Linked DNA regions of Homo sapiens: region 2 is linked to region 1. The links are chromatin loops, found by intact Hi-C in ENCODE. Cell type or tissue: PC-9. All regions are shown on one strand. Each heading gives the region's core, and the rest is flanking DNA. Links, peaks and the distances in the headings are about the cores only. Region 1 has its middle 84 kb from the start of RALY. Region 2 overlaps ZNF341-AS1 (ZNF341 antisense RNA 1).

The links. Peaks named below come from ENCODE experiments on the same cell type or tissue, not always from the same donor. Only the 100,000 strongest peaks of a DNase experiment are listed, where the experiment ranks them.
Region 2: a loop joins it to region 1, with 13 times the contacts of the local background. A loop is called at or near these places in 11 of 110 quality-filtered maps.

Annotation. Positions count from the first base shown.
Region 1 is chr20:33,905,456-33,913,790 of GRCh38, forward strand. It overlaps the pseudogene TPM3P2. Among named protein-coding and RNA genes, the nearest start is that of RALY, 84 kb to the right of the region's middle. RefSeq lists an enhancer at 2,372-2,873. In PC-9, for the core only: no CTCF peak of the experiment used is centred there; DNase peaks (open chromatin) are centred at 3,056 and 4,286; H3K27ac peaks cover 2,542 bases.
Region 2 is chr20:33,800,494-33,808,828 of GRCh38, forward strand. The region is part of intron 1 of ZNF341-AS1 (ZNF341 antisense RNA 1); the gene reads right to left. Among named protein-coding and RNA genes, the nearest start is that of ZNF341-AS1, 6.4 kb to the right of the region's middle. In PC-9, for the core only: no CTCF peak of the experiment used is centred there; a DNase peak (open chromatin) is centred at 3,558; H3K27ac peaks cover 1,340 bases.

The sequences.
Region 1 (8,335 bases), core at 260-8,259:
TCTTTACCCAAATAGTAAATCAATTATGCACGAAATAGTTTTGGGTGCCCCCACCAGCCTCATCACCCATGGAAAAAGCTTTCATTCTTTCATGTCCTTCCTAAAGTGTGGGGACCAGAACAGGAACAAATAATTCTTAAACAATTAAATGAAAGCCTAAGCTAGATTCTTTTCAGCCTTCTTATAACAACCCTGAGAAGGAGATTGATTATCAGTCCCATTTATGGATGAGAAAGCTGAGGCTCAGAGACGTAAAGCAACTTTCCCGAGGTTAACACAGCTAGTCTGATCTGGAATTAGAACATACATTGTTTGACTGCTATATCCCCAGGCCTCAGCATTTATAATTGGTTTCAAGTTGAATTAGCTCTGGGTTCTCTTTACAGAGGAACCACCTGACTTTGCTACTGGGAGATGAGCATCCAGAGCCCAGACCTTCAGAGAATGGGCTTGGGAACCTGAGCCCAGAGGAAACACATGCCAAACCAGTTGGTGAATTTGTTTTTATTAATTTTTTTTTTTGAGACAGAGTCTGGCTCTGTCACCTAGGCTGGAGTGCAGTGGTGTGATCTCAGCTTGCTGCAACCTCACCTCCCGGGTTCAAGCAATTCTCCTGCCTCAGCCTCCCAAGTAGCTGGGATTACAGGTGCCCACCACCATGCCCGGCTAACTTTTGTATTTTTAGTAGTGATGGGGTTTCACCATGTTGACCAGGCTGGTGTTGAACTCCCGACCTCTGGTGTTCTGCCCGCCTTGGCCTCCCAAAGTGCTGGGATTACAGGTGTGAGCCACCATGCCCAGCCAAATTTGTTTTTCTTAAGTTAGCAAAATCCTACATTTTCACTGAAAATATTTTGGGTGTCTCAACAATCTTCACACCTCTGGTTTCCTTTAGGATGAATTTGGTTAGGCTGGTTTGTTTTGTTTTCTTGTTGCAAGGGACAGGTTCCCACTCAGTGGTTAAAATGAAGGGGCTTACTAAGGTCACAGAAACCAGGATGGATCCAGATGTGGTGACTCATGCCTATAATCTCAGCACCTTGGAAGGCTGAGGCAGGAGGATTACTTGCGGCCACTAGTTCAAGACCAGCCTGGGCAACATAGCAAGACCCTGTCTCTATAAAAAAATTGTTTTAAAAAAAATTAGCTGGGTGTGGTGGTGTGTGATTGTACTCTCAGCTACTTGAGAGGCTGAGGCAAGAAGATCACCTGAGCCCAAGAGTTCGAGGCTGCAGTGAACTATGATCACACCACTGCACTCCAGCCTGGGTGACAGAGCAAGATCCTGTCTCAGAAAAAAAAGAAAAAGAAGAAAAAGAAAAAGAAAAGAAAAGAAAGGAAGAAACCAAGAGAGAAAAACACAGTTCATAGGGGCTTTAGGACAAATGCCAGCCCTGCCCTTCAGTGCCCCTGGAAGTCACTGTCCTGCCTCTCTCTGCAGACTACAAGCTAGGCTGCTTCACAGGGTCCCACAGGGTGTCAGCCCCTGAGTTTGCATACAAACCTACAAAACACAGATTTGGGAGTAGTGTGCTTACCGGATTTGGGGGAACTGCCAATCTCTATGATTTTGCAACTCGAATAATCCTCACCTTAAAAAAATTTTTTTGAGAGTATCCAATTTTTTGTTGTTGTTGTTTTTGTTTGTTTGTTTTTTGAGATGGAGTCTTACTCTGTCACCAAGGCTGGAGTACAGTGGCACAATCTCAGCTCACTGCAACCTCTGCCTCCCAGGTTCAAGTGATTCTCTTGCCTCAGCCTCCTGAGTAGCTGGGATTACAGGTGCGTGCCACCATACCTGGCTAATTTTTGTATTTTTAGTGGAGACAGGGTTTCAACTAGTTGGCCAGGCTGGTCTTGAACTCCTGACCTCAAGTGATCCGCCCACCTTGGCCTCCCAAAGTTCTGGGATTACAGGTATGAGCCACCATGCCTGGCTCTAATTGGTTGTTGATCAACCAATGAATTCACTGTGTCTAGTCAGGTGACCATCTCTAGCTCCATCAACTGTAATGGTAGCTGTGGGAGGTCGCGTGGTTCCCAGGACGCCCCTCTCCAGAGCTTGAGGTGAGGCAGAGAAACTGACATCCCCGTCTCACCAGAGGTACCCAATTCTGTATTCCACGGGTGGTTGAATTTCCTTCATCCCATATTTAATGTTCCAAGGCAGAGCTGCTATTGTTTTATTTTGCCAAAAAAAGGTAATATATAGCAAACAAACAACATGATCCCCATTTAGTATCACCACCATTTCAGAAACCATAGGTAACTTGCACCTCAAAACTAAAGGTTAGAGATAATCCCAAAGTAAAGGACAGCCTTCCTTGCGACGGATAATTGGCCACCTCAGGACATTCTTGCTGGGGACCATGGGCACAGGCACCAGTCCATGAACCAGTACGTGGGATTCAAGCTTTCTTCTCTTGCCTGCTCCCGTGGGTACACTCTTTCCATGAGTGCAACTTTTAGAACATAAACAGGGGGCTATGGTCTCAAGTTAACTGCCTTCATGTCTGGGGTAAAGAGCCACATGCTGCCACCTTTAACTCTGTTTCATTCCCTGGAACCTCATGTGGCCGAGAGGTCAGCATTAAGTTAGGATAAGCTCCCGGGATCCCCAAGCCTGTCTCCAGGAAATACTTTAGACCCTCTCACCTCATTCCCACTTCATCCCTTTGGATCCAACTACTGATAAGACTTCGTGCCCCTGATCTCCTGTTTCCTGCAGGAGCTGGGGGCAGGGCCCACCTTTCCCAGCCCTTTGGGTTTGACCCATGGAGGAGCTTTGGGAGTAAACGTCCGGCGGATGAGCCACAGTTGGTGGAGCGGGCACTGTTGGAGCTCTACCCAGCTGCCCTCGGATCCTCTTAGCATTTCTGTTTGCCCAGGTTCCAGGTGTTTTCATCTGACAGCTTCCATGTGAGATTTTTCTTCAGAGGATTGCCCTTGGGCTCCTGGAGCCACTGGCTGCACAGCACAAGGACCTGGAAGTGCCTGCAGTTTACTTCCCCGCCGGGTGGCCCTTGGCCATAGATGGGCAGATACACAAGAGCATGAGTCCAGCTCCTTTGCCTCCAGGCACAAACCGAGCTGTAATTTACATTCCTCGGCTCCCAGTGGGATCAGATTGAGGCTGGGACGCTATCTGCTAGTGCACTCTTGCTTGGCTTTTTCTCTTTCCTATCTTCTTCCCCCACTCCTGCCAGTTTCTCCTAGGAGCACTTCATAAATCACTTGCCCAGGAATCGTTGTCTTTGGTTTGCTGCTAAGCCAGTCCCCCTGTCCTGGGGATCAGCAGGCTATGGCAAAAGTAATGCCCAGAGGAAAAGCAGGCTGTGAGTGTGCAGCACTTTTGCTAGCTCATGCTTGGGAGGGCCTGGACCAGCATCCTTGCATGCCCTAAATCAACAATGCTCCAGACTTGCAGGTGGTCTGATTTTCAATAGGAAAGTATAACCTATTTTTTATTTTTTACATTTAAAAATTATTTTTAAACTTACTTGGAGATAGTAAGAGTCACTTTTTTTTTTTTTTTGAGACAGGATCTTGCTCTGTTGTCCAGGCTGGAGTGCAATGGCGTGATCACAGCTCACTGCAGCCTTAAGCAATGCTTCCACCTTAGCCTCCTGAGTAGCTGGAGTACCGATGCACACCACCATGCCCGACTAATTTATTTTTTTGTAGCGAAGCAGTCTCATTATTTTGCCCAGGGTGGTCTCGAACTCCTGGGCTCTAGAGATCCCAATCCTCCCACCTCAGCCTCCCAAAATGTTGGGATTAAAGGCAAGAGCCACTTCATGCAGCGGAGAGTCACTCTTTTTGGTGTGTAGTTCTAGGAGTCTTGAAAAATGCATAGAATCAGAAACCACAATCACAATCAAGATATAGAAGCAGATTCTGTCATGTGGCCAGGGCCCTCTGTAACCAAACCTTCCCTTCACCCTGATCCCCTGGCAACCACTGATCTGTTCTTCATCACCATAGTTGTGCCTTTTCCAGAATGCCATATAAATGAAATCACACAGTAGCTTTGGCTTCTTTTAGGTAACACGATACCTTTGAGATTCATCCACATTTTTGCACGTATCCATTGCTGGTCCTTGTGGACGTTTTCAGTAATCAAAATGGAGTCACTTATGTTGACCCCGAACAAAATGGAGCCCATGGGCCTTGAAGGAAGGGCTCTCGTGCACATATGCCTATGACTGGAATGATTGTAAGGACTCTCTGAAAACCACAACAATTTCAAAAATTTCAGATAAGCCTCTTGCACAAGAACACTTGACTAACAATGGCTGCCTTCACCAATGAGTGGATGCCAACTATTGCAGGAGGCCCCTGTAACCAATGGTCCTTGTTTCAAAGCAGCTTTTGTGAACTTTTCCTTTTGTCTATAAAAGGAAACTCCTTTGGATATGCCTGTGGTTCACCAGAGCATGCATATCGCTCCTGCTATTCCCAAATAAACTCTTTGTTTTAAGTAACACAATATATTTGAAGTTTATCCAAGTTTTTGTATGTATCAATTGCTTGTCCTGGAGGGCAACTGTTCTGGAGAGCAGGTCTCTCTCCTGTTTACTTAAGGTAGACATCCTTTTTTTTATTGCTGAATAGGGTTACATTGTATAGCTCGACTACAGTTTAACCATTCCTCAATGGGGAAACATTTGGGGTTTCCAGTTTTTCATGATTATAATTAAAGCTGATATGAACATTTTCATATGTTTTTTGGTTCAACATAGGCTTTTGTTTCACTTGAGTAAATGCCAAAGAGATTTCTGGGTAGTTTGTTAAGTGTATATTTATCTTTGTAAGGAACTGCCAAGTGTTTTCCGGAGAAGTTGAACTATTTGGCCTTCCCACCAGCAATGTGTGAGAGTTCTTATTGCTTGACATCCTCACCAGTGCTGTACAGTCAGGGTTTGTTTGCTTGTTTGTTTGGGTCTTTTTTTGGAGGGACTGGTTCTTAATTTCTTTCTTTCTTTTTTTTTTTTTTTTTTTTTTTTGAGACAGGGTCTTGCTCTATCGCCCAGGCTGGAGGGCAATGGTGCAATCTCGGCTCACTGTAACCTCCGCCTCCCAGGTTTAAGCAATTCTCCTGCCTCAGCCTCCTGAGTAGCTGGGATTACAGGTATGTGCCACCATGCCTGGCCAATTTCTTTGCATTTTGTTTAGTAGAGATGGGGTTTCACCATGTTGGCCAGGCTGGTCTCAAACTCCTGGCCCCAAGTGATCCACTTGCTTTGGCCTCCCAAAGTGCAGAGATTATAGGCATGAGCGATCATGCGTGGCCTGGTTCTTTATTTCAAAAAGACACTCATCAGTCTTCAGTATCAAAACAGTTGCACTATTGATTTCTTTTTCTCCCAGTTGTCGTCAAAGAGGCATCAAAGGAGAGTACATTGTAAGCCAATAAGCTGCAGTTTGTACGCCTAACAGACCTCCTAGAAACTTTACCAAAAAGTGGGGATTAGGTAGGGAAAGAAACTTTAAAAGATCAGCAACCTGCCAGCCTACAGACTGTGGAGAGCTCTCACAGCCAGAGGGGGTAGCCAGGGTGCCAGAAACCCAAAGAAGCAAAGTTTCAAAATAATATGACATTTAAAAAGTTTTGTACACAAGCTATTCAAGATTTCTCACTGACTGATACAAAGCACAATGACATGGCACTTTTAGAGACAGCAGCTTCAAACCCAGAAAAGGGTGATGAGATGAGTTTCATGTGGCTAAATCAGTGGCAAAAACATAATCTTCTTTCTTTCAAGGAGGCAGGAGAGCAATCAAGTGGTCACCTCAATGTAAGGGGCACATGATCCACTCTGTAAGCGGCTGGGAATGGGGTGGAGATGGGACAGAAATTTGGTCTCAGAGGTCTCACCGTCTTAATTTGGTCACTTCTTTTTTTTTTTTTTTTTTGTCCCAGATGGAGTCTTGCTGTGTCGCCCAGGCTGAAGTGCAGTGGCGCGATCTTGGCTCACTGCAACCTCCGCCTCCCAGGTTCAAGTGATTCTCCTGCCTCAGCCTCCTGAATAGCTGGGACTGCAGACGCCCACCACCATGCCTGGCTAATTTTTGTATTTTTAGTAGAGACAGGGTTTCACCATGTTGGCCAGGCTGGTCTTGAACTCCTGACCTCAAGTGATCCGCCTGCCTCAGCCTCCCAAAGTGCTGGGATTACAGGCGTGAGCCACTGCGCCTGGCTTAATTTGGTCACTTCTAATGAAAAAACAAAAAAGTAAAAATAACTTTGTCCAAAGATATCTTAAAGCTGAAAACCTGAACAGCACATTTTTTGTTGCTGTTGTTTTTGGGCTAACTCCTGGAATCACCTTTCTGGTTTGGCTGGTACTTTGTGCAAAGCTATGATTTCCCAGAGTGGAGTCTTTCCCCGGGCTCTGTTTGGTTCTCAGTAAGGCAGGCTCATACCTTTTTCCCTTTTTTCTAGAGAAAGCAATATACAGTAAGCTAAACAGTCACCTTCCAAAAGGGAGAAAGGGATTAGATTGCTGCTTCAGAGCTGTGGAACTATTTGGAATGTTTTACAAATGGTTGCTATAAAACAACAAAAAAGGTAATTACTAAATGTATACAACACAACATGCTTTTAAAGACATTATGTGTTGCACTCACATTCGCTTAAATGTTGTTCCCAAAGGTGCTCAGCCTCTAGCGCAGCTGGAATCTCTGGGAAGAGGCAGAGACAGTTTGGCAAAAAAGACACGTGGGGGAGGTAGGGGTGGTGAAAGGAGAAAGCAGCCTTCCAGTTAAAGATCAACCCTCAGTTAAAGGGCAGCTTTGGGCAGGCTGGCCTAGTTGGAGTTGGGGTCAGAGGGAGGAGCAGTGGCAAGGTGGGACTGGGGTGCTCTGCATCTCATTCAGTTAAGCAGGTCTGGTCTGGCATCCTTTGTGTACAGAGGTGCTCCTCCTTGGTGCATTTCAGTTTATCTTCCAAGTCATCAATTGTCTCTTCCAGCTTGGCTACCGATCTCTCGGCAAACTCAGCCCGGGTCTCTGCCTCCTTGCGTTTATCAGTAAGAATCTCAGTTGCTTCCTCATATCTGTCTTCTTTTTGAGAGTCCTTTTCTTCGGCAGCACTCAGCCACTTCAGGTTCTGGTCCATCGATCTGATCTGCTCCTCCATCTCTCAGCCACAGGACTCTGCCAGCTCAGGTTGTTCCTCTCTGCGTCCCAAGTTTCCTTCAACAACCACCAACTTATGAGCCGAGCCCCATCTTCATGCTTCCTACCTATCTTCTGCAATGTGCTTAGCTTCTTTGAGTTGGATTTCCTGGAGTTTCATCTTTTTTTTTTTTTTTTTGAGACAGAGTCTCCCTCTGTCACCCACTGGAGTGCAGTGGTGCAATCTCAGCTCACTGCAACCTTTGCCCTCTGGGTTCAAGTGATTCTCCTGCCTCAGCCTCCCGGGTAGCTGGGATTACAGGTGCGCACCACCATACCCGACTAATTTTTGTATTTTTAGTAGTTTTACCGTGTTGGCCAGGCTGGTCTTGAACTCCTGACCTCAGGTGATCCACCCACTTCGGCCTCCCAAAGTGCTAGGATTACAGGCATGAGCCATCGCGCCCAGCCTTTTCTTCATCTTTTAAGGCTCGATTTTCAATAACCTTCCTACCTCTCCCACTCTCAATCAGCAGCTTTTACCACTTCTTCCAGCTTTTGCAGAGCAGTGGCCAGGCACGCCTGAGCACTGTCCAGCTCCTTTTCAACCAGCTGGATCCTATGGTTCAAGGAGGCCACCTTGGCCTCAGCCTGTTCCGGGCCCACCTTGCTCCCTCTACTCCCCGCTGGAGGCGCTTAGCTCTCTCCTCTGCATCATCTGCCTGCTGCTGCTGAACCTGGCTCTTGCGCTTTACTGCCTTGATGGTGGCGATCCCAGCCACGGTGCCCACCCAGCCCCTGCTTGTGCTCCAGGTCCTGCCTCTCCACTCAGCACTGCAGCCGTTTCTCCTACTGTCAGTTTCCCCCCCCCCCACATTCCAATAGGTAGCCTCAGTTTTAAAAAATCAGGTCAGTTGGGTCATGCCATTTCTTTGCTTCCACTTTCCAATGGCTCATATCATGCTTAGAATAAAACCCGAATCCTTATGTGGCCCATAGGGTTGGCCAGCTCCTGACAGTCCCCCTGGCCTCTTCTACTCTCCCACTCCAGCTATCCTGGTATCCGTGCTGTTGCTCAGACATGCCCAGATGCCCCACCTTGAAGCCAGTGACCTTGCGGCTTCCTTATCTTGAATGCTTATTCCTCAGGTTTTCCCATGGGCCACCTCCAGAAAAGGTGGCATCTCAAAGCTATCTCTGCGGAAGGGTCTTTGCT
Region 2 (8,335 bases), core at 161-8,160, 110 kb before region 1:
CACTCCAGCCTGGGCAACAAAGCGAGACTCTTTGTCTCAAACAATAAAAATAAAAATTGAGATAAAATTCACATGACATAAAATTCACCATTTTGGTCGGGTGCGGTGGCTGATGCCTGTAATCCCAGGACTTTGGGATGCTGAGGCGGGCGGATCACCTGAGGTCAGGAGTTTGAGACCACCCTGGCCAACATAGGGAAACCCCATCTCTACTAAAAATGCAAAAAATTAGCCAGGTGTGGTGGCAATACCTGTAATCTCAGCTACTCAGGAGGCTGAGGCAGGATAATTGCTTGAACCTGGGAGGCAGAGGTTGCAGTGAGCCAAGATTGCACCACTCCACTCCAGCCTGGGCAACAGAGTGAGACTCCATCTACCAAAAAAAAAAAAAAAAAAACCTCACCATTTTAACTAAAGTATACAATGCAGCTCTTTTTTATTACATTCACAATATTGTGTAACCATCGCCACAATCTAGTTACATAACATTTTCGTCATCCCAAAAAGAAACCCTGTACCCATTAAGCAGTCATTCTCCTTTTTCCCCCTCTCTGGACCCTGGCAACCACTAATCTGCTTTCTATCTCTATGGATTTGACTATTTTGGACATTTCATATAGGGTCAGCCTGGGTGACAGGGTCTCACTTTGTCACCCAGGCTGGAGTAGAGTGATGAAATCACAGCTCACTGCAGCCTCGAACTCCTGGGCTCAAGTGATCCTTCCACCTTAGCCTCCTGAGTAACTGAGACTACAGGCACACACCACCATGCCCGGCTAATTTTATTTATTATTATTATTATTTTGTATAGCTGGGGTGTCACTATGTTACCTAGGCTGGTCTTGAACTCCTGGGCTCCTGCGATCCTCCTGCCTTGGCCTCCCAACGTGCTGGGATTACAGGCATGAGCCACAGGGCCTGGCCTCATTCCTTTGCATTTGGATACCCAGCTGTCTTAGCACCATTTGTTGAAAAGACTATGCTTCCCCCATTTAATGGTCTTAGCACACTTGTTGAAAATCAATTGACTATAGATGTATAGGTTTATTTTTGTACTCTTGACTCTATTCAATTGATCGATAAACTTCTTTATTGTAGCTTTGCAGTAAGTTTTGAAATCAGGACATGCGAATCTTTCAACTTTATTTTTCTTTTTGAATATTGTTTTGACTATTCAGGGTCTCTTGCGATTCCATATGAGGTGTGGGATAAACTTGTCCATTTCTGCAAAAAATGCAGCTCAGATTTTGAAAGACTTGTATTGAATCTGTTGAGCAATTTGGAGAGTGTTGCTGTCTTAACAATTAAGTCTTCTAATCCATGGACATGGAATGTGTTTCCATTTATTTATGTCTTCCTTGATTTCTTTCAACAAGGTTTGGTACTTTTCAGAGGACAAGCCTTTCCTTTCCGTGGTTAAATTTATTGCTAAATGTTTTATTATTTTTGATGCTATTGTAAATGGAAATGATTCTTAATATCATTTTCATATTGCTCGTTGCTAATGTACAGAAATACAACTGATTTTTGTGTGTTGATATTGTTGAACTTTGCTGAACTCATTTTAGTTCTAATAGCTTTCTGTGTATTCTTTAGGTTTTTCTCTATATGAGATCATGTCATCTACAAATAGAAATAGTTTTACCTCTGCTTTTCCAATCTGGATGCCTTTTATTTATTTTTCTTGCTTAATTGCCCTGGCAAGAACTTTCAGTACAATGTTGATTGGAAGTGATGAGAGTAGGCATCCTTATCTTATTCCTGATCTTAGGGGGAAAGCTTTCGGCCTTTGTCTTCACCATTAAGTGTGATGTTAGCTGTGGGTTTTGCACAGATGCCTTTTACCAGGTTGAGAAGTTCTCTCCTCTTCCTAGTTGGCTGAGTGTTTCAGGTTTTGTTTTTTTGTTTGTTTGTTTTTTGTTTAATCAGGAGAGAATGTTGGATGAACTCTTTTTTACAACTAAAAATCAGCGAAGTCCTCTGTATTTAATTTGGTATAATTATGTGAGACCAAGTTTCATAATTAAGGTTTTATTTCATAATTTTTTTGATTTTTTGGGACAGAGTTTCACTCTTGTTGCCCAGACTGGAGTGTGATGGTGTGATCTCGGCTCACCGCAACCTCCGCCTCCCAGGTTCAAGCAATTCTCCTGCCTCAGCCTCCCGAGTAGCTGGGATTACAGGCATGCACCACCACGCCTGGCTAATTTTGTATTTTTAGTAGAGATGGGGTTTCTCCATGTTGAGGCTGGTCTCAAACTCCTGTCGTCAGGTGATCCGCCCATCTCGGCCTCCCAAAGTGCTGGGATTACAGGCGTGAGCCACCGTGCCCGGCCTCATTTCATAATTAATGTTTTCAAAGAAGGTTACAAATATATGGCTGGGTATCTTTAACCATGTGACTTTAGTCAATTCCTACTTCTTTGGGCCTCAGTTTCCTCAACTGTAAAATGGAGGTGGATAGTAATGCTTACTTCATGGGGCTTAGAGGGATGATGGAGATAAGATGGGATTTTTGTGTGCAAAGGCACTTTGCAAATAAAAACTATTCTTCTGTTGCTGCTCTTATTAGAGATACTTTGTGTGTGTATTTTTGTTGTTGTTGTTCGTTTCTTTTTTGAGACAGGGTCTCCCTCTGTTGCCCAGGCTGGAGTGCATTGGCGTCATCATAGCTCACTGTAGCTTTGAACTCCTGGGCCCAAGCAATTTTTCCACCTCAGCTTCCCAAGTAGCCCAGACTACAGGCTTGCACCACCATGCCTGGCTAATTTTTAAATTTTTTTCTAGAGAAGAGATCTCACTATGTTGCCCAGGATGGTGTTGAACTGTGGCCTCAAGCAATCCTCCCACCTTGGTTTCCCAAAGTGCTGAGATTACAGGCATGAGCTGCCATGCCCAGCTAGAGATGTTATTTATTTATTTATTTATTTATTTACTTATTTACTTATTTTTGAGATGGAGTCTTGCTATGTCGCCCCGGCTGGAGTGCAGTGGCATGATCTCGGCTCACTGCAACCTCCACTTCCTGGGTTCAAGTGATTCTCCTGCCTCAGCCTCCTGAGTGGCTGGGATTACAGGTGTGCACCACCATGCTTGGCTCATTTTCGCATTTTTTAAGTAGACTTGGGGTTTCACCATGTTGGCCAGGCTGGTCTCGAACTCCTGAGCTCAAGTGATCCATCCACCTCGGCCTCTCAAAGTGCTAGGATTACAGGCATGAGCCACCATGCCCAGCCTGGAGATGTTGTTTTAAATTGTAATATAACATGTTTAATAAAGTACATAAGATACATAAAGGGCAATCGTCTTAAGTATAAAAACTGATTAATTTGTATACAGCCATGTGAACACCTCTGGATCCTGCTATTGAACCTGTTAGCACCTTGTAAGGGTCCTCTTCCTGGTCTGTACCTCCCTGGAGGTAACCATTATTCTGATTCCTAACACCATGGATTAGTTTTGCCTGTTTTTGAGCTTCGTATATATGGAGTCATACAAGCTTTTGTATCTGGTTTCTTTCACTCAGCATAATATCTGTGAGTCATCCAAATTCTTGCATGTATCAGTGGCTCATTCTTTTTCACACAGTTTTGAATAAGTTAATACGAGTTGGTCAAAGTTTGAAAAGGCTGTGCATTTGTCTGAGAGACCAGAAAAATACAGGCCAGCAAAGCCCAGGGCTCTCCAGTATTGAGCCAGTCCACTCTGTGAATCTCTATTTATGGCAGCTGAATTCTCAGCCAGGATGGCAGCTACTTTGCCCATGTGTCACCACTTCCCATCCCATACCCTGGGTAGACATCACAAATCCATCTTGAGCACTTTTTTTTCTTTTTTTGAGACAGTGTCTCACTCTGTCACTCAGGCTGGAGGGCAGTTGCATGTTCACAGCTCACTGCAGCCTCAACCTCCTGGGCTCAAGTGATCCTCCTGCCTCAGCCTCTCGAATAACTGGGACCATAGGTGTGTGCCACCATGCCCAGGTAATTTTTAATTATTTCTTGAGACTGAGTGTCCCTATGTCGCCCAGGCTGGTCTCAAACTCCTGGGTTCAAGCAATCTTCCCATCTTGGCCTCCCAAAGTGCTGAGATTACAGGTGTGAGTCGCCATGCCGGGCCAATCTTGGCACTTTTTTTTACAAGAACTTCTGATGCAGCCTCAAAATTCTTTTCAACCCAGCGGTCCAGGTGGCCAACACTAATTGCTTGTAGTTGGTACTTGATATAGTTTGGCTGTGTCCCCACTCAAATCTCATCTTGAATTATATCTCCCATAATTCCCATTGTTGTGGGAGGGACCTGGTACGAGATAATTAAATCATGGCAGCGGTTTCTCCCATACTGTTCTTGTGGTAGTGAATAAGTGTCATGAGATCTGGTGGTTTTATAAGGAGAAACCCCTTTCTCTTGGCTCTCATTCTCTCTTTGCCCGTTGCTATCCATGTAAGACGGGACTTACTCTTCCTTGACTTCTGCCATGATTGTGAGGCTTCCCCTGCCATATGGAACTATAAGTCCAATTAAACCTCTTTCTTTTTGTAGATTGCCCAGTCTTGGGTATGCCTTTATCAGAAGCATGAAAACAGACTAATACAGTACTCAAGATTAAATCTGAGGCTTCTGCTGTCATATCCCCAAGATATTTTTCTGGGCTCCCAGAGTTAGAACATGAGGGGCTCTGTTATCACCCTCAGTTTACCACACAGCTGTATGAAACTGATGGTGGTGAGGTCCACAGCATCTTCCTGTTCATATATCCTTTGGGTAATGGCTCCAACCCAGCAAGTGTTTTGCTACCTATGTACCTGGGAGCAACTTGACTTAGATAAGAGGTGATGAGGCAGACTGCTTAGATGTGGAGGGGCTGCTGCACCCATGAGGTGGCTTGACTGAAGCCTCTTTGTTTTTCTCTTTTACTTTGCTAAAACATTGCAGTGTCTCAATTACGGAACAAACACAAATGTGACTTAATGTTTAACAATACTCCTGTGAATTCTTGACAGTTCTAGCATGTCTCTCACATTTGAAAAACTTATTCCAACCACAAAATTGGGTGAAATGAACTCTACCATCCTCTGGGAATGGCTGCCTGTATGTGCAGGGTTGGAGGTTGTGGCTGATTAAAACAACAACAACATCCAACTCATGGCTTTTGTCCAAATGTAAATCATAGTCTGAGGGAGGAGATAAGACTCACATATAAACTAATAGAGGAAAAGTCCAGCTAAGCTCTCATTTATTTGAAACTCTGATCCTGAGCAACTTCACATATTTGAAAAGTACAGGAAGGAATAAAAAATACCTTTGAGAAGCTGTATTTTTCTTCATGGGAGAGCATTTCAGCTCCTCATTTAGAATTGGTTTATTCTTTGTTTTTGTTTTTGTTTTTTTTTTGAGACGGAGTCTCGCTCTGTCACCCAGGCTGTAGTGCGGTGGCGAGATCTCGGCTCACTGCAAGCTCCGCCTCCTGGGTTCAGGCCATTCTCCTGCCTCAGCCTCCCGAGTAGCTGGGACTACAGGAGCCTGCAACCACGCCCGGCTAATTTTTTTGTATTTTTAGTAGAGACGGGGTTTCACTGTGTTAGCCAGGACGGTCTCGATCTCCTGACCTCGTGATCCGCCCATCTCGGCCTCCCAAAGTGCTGGGATTACAGGCGTGAGCCACCGCGCCGGCTATTCTTTGTTTTCATGCAAGGTTAACACATGCAAAAGATTGGAAGCAGCAAATTAGAATGGTAGGCTTGGGGCAACTACTGGCTACTAACAGCAGCCTCACTGCTAATGGATGGAGAAGTGATTTTTTCCCCCTTTTTATCCACCACTAAGAGTCTAGAGAAGTGATGCTTGACACCAAAGACAATGGAAAAACAATGAAATGTGGTACCACAATTAGCTGCGTCTGTTTATTGCAGAGGCAAAAAAGTCCTCAACGCTTCTGCCACTTTTGAAAGTTCTGAGTCTGGTTCAATTCTTATTGCCTATAAAGATGACAGAATACCTAAGAATAAAATACACATTTTTGAGCATCCGCTAGGTGCCAAGTCTATGCTCAGCAAGTACTTTACATTCTATATCTCACATAAGCTTCAGGTGGTCCTGTTACGATCATCTCCAGTTTATACTTGCAGGAAGGGAGGCACAGAAAGTAGGGGAAATAACTTGCCCAAGTAAGTAGTCAAGGCTGGGTTTTGAACCTTTGCTATCAAAGTTCAGTGCCAAGGCCCTTAGCTTCTGCTAGGTTTCAAAGGATCTGTTAGGTGAATGAAGAGTAGAAAGGCATTCCAGGTAGAGGGAAGAACATTTGCAAAGACAGGTCTAGTCAGTCAGTCACTTGATTTCTCTGAATCTTGGTTTACTCCCCTATAAAATAGGAACAGTATTATCTGTCCTAGGCTGCTTATGATAATTAAATGTGTTTTTTTTTCTTTTTTTTTGGAGACCAAGTCTTGCTCTGTCACCCAGGCTGGAGTGCAGTGGCGCAATCTCAGCTCACTGCAAACTCTGCCTCTGGGGTTCAAGTGATTCTCCTGCCTCAGCCTCCCAAGTCACTGGGATTACAGGCACGTACCACCATGCCTGGCTAATTTTTGTATTTTTAGTAGAGACGGGGTTTCACCATGTTGGCCAGGCTGGTCTCGAACTCCTGACCTCATGATCCATCTGCCTTGGCCTCCCAAAGTGCTGGGATTACAGGCGTGAGCCACTGCCCCCGGCCAAATGTGATATTATATGTACAGCACTTTGCACAATGCCAGAATGTGCATCGATGGTGCAATCACAGAATGTGCATCAATGTTAATTATTGTTGTTTTTCAAATACAATAGTTCTCCTTTATCCTCAGGTGTACCTGCAAGTGGATGCCTGAAAACATAAATAGTACTGAACTTTATATATACTGTGTTTTTTCTATATATATACATCTATGATAAAGTTTAATTTATAAATTAGGCACAGTAAGAGATTAATAACAACTATTAATAAAATGGGACAATTATAACAATATACTGTATTCAGTTTTGTGAATGTGGTCTCTCTCTCAAAATGTCTTACTGTACTGTATTCACCCTTCTTCTTGAGATTATGCGTGATGTCAAAATCCCTATGTGATGAGATGAAGTAAGGTGAATGACACAGGCATTATGAGGTAGTGTTAGGCTACTACTGACCATCTGAGATGTCAGGAGGACCATCTGCTTTGGGTGATCCTGGATCATTGAGCTATGACGATGTCAGTGGTTGGATATCAGGATCAGACGATGTCAACCAATGATTGGGGGTCCTTGGATAATTGCGTTTTTGCCAAAAACTTTTGGAAGAACATTATTACTGGAAGTTGTCTCTTTCTTTCTTTTTCTGAGATAGCATCTCAGTCTGTTGCCCAGGTTTCAGTGCAGTGGTGTGATCATGGCTCACTGCAGCCTCAACCTCCTGGGCTCAGGTGATCCTCCCACCTCAGCCTCCTGAGTAGCTGGGACTGCAGGTGTGCGCCACCACACCCAGCTAGTTTTTTGCATTTTTTGTAGAGATGAGGTTTCACCATGTTGCCCAGGCTGGTCTCAAACCTGTGAGCTCGAGTGACCCGCCTACCTCAGCATCCCAAAGTGCTGAGATTACAAGCGTGAGCCGCTGCACCTGGCCATCTCTTTCTATTTAATTCTTTTTTTTTTTTTTTTTTTTGAGACAGAGTCTCTGTCGCCCAGGCTGGAGTGCAGTGGCGCAATCTCGGCTCACTGCAACCTCTGCCTCTTGGGTTCAAGCAATTCTTCTGCCTTAGCCTCCCAAGTAGCTAGGATTACAGGTGCACGCCACCATGCCTGGTGAATTTTTGTATTTTTAGTAGAGACAGGATTTCACCACGATGGCCGGGCTGGTCTCAAACTCCGGGCCTCAAGTGATCTGCCCACCTCGGCCTCCCAAAGTCCTAGGATTACAGGTGTTAGCCACTATGCCTGGCCTCTTTCTTTTTAATTCATAGAAGTGTGGCTGCAGAAGTTGTAATCCTTTGGTGACCACACGAGTGGTTTTAATGCTGTGTTCTATCTGAGGATTGAATTCCATAATTTTGTCCTTTAATGTCTGTGCAATTTGAAACACTCGGCAAATTTTGATAACACCCATATTGCTGGTTCTGTTTCTGTTTCTCCTTCATTTTCCTCTTTCTTTGTAGATGACTTGACAAGTTCTTCCAATTCCACATTTGTTAACACTTCCCAGTGGCCTTCAATATGATCTTCCACTTCTTCATCAAGCATGTCCCCAAATCCTTCTCCACCAACTTGTCTTGCTGTAGCCTCTCCAGTAATATTTATTTATTTATTTGTGACAGGGTCTCAC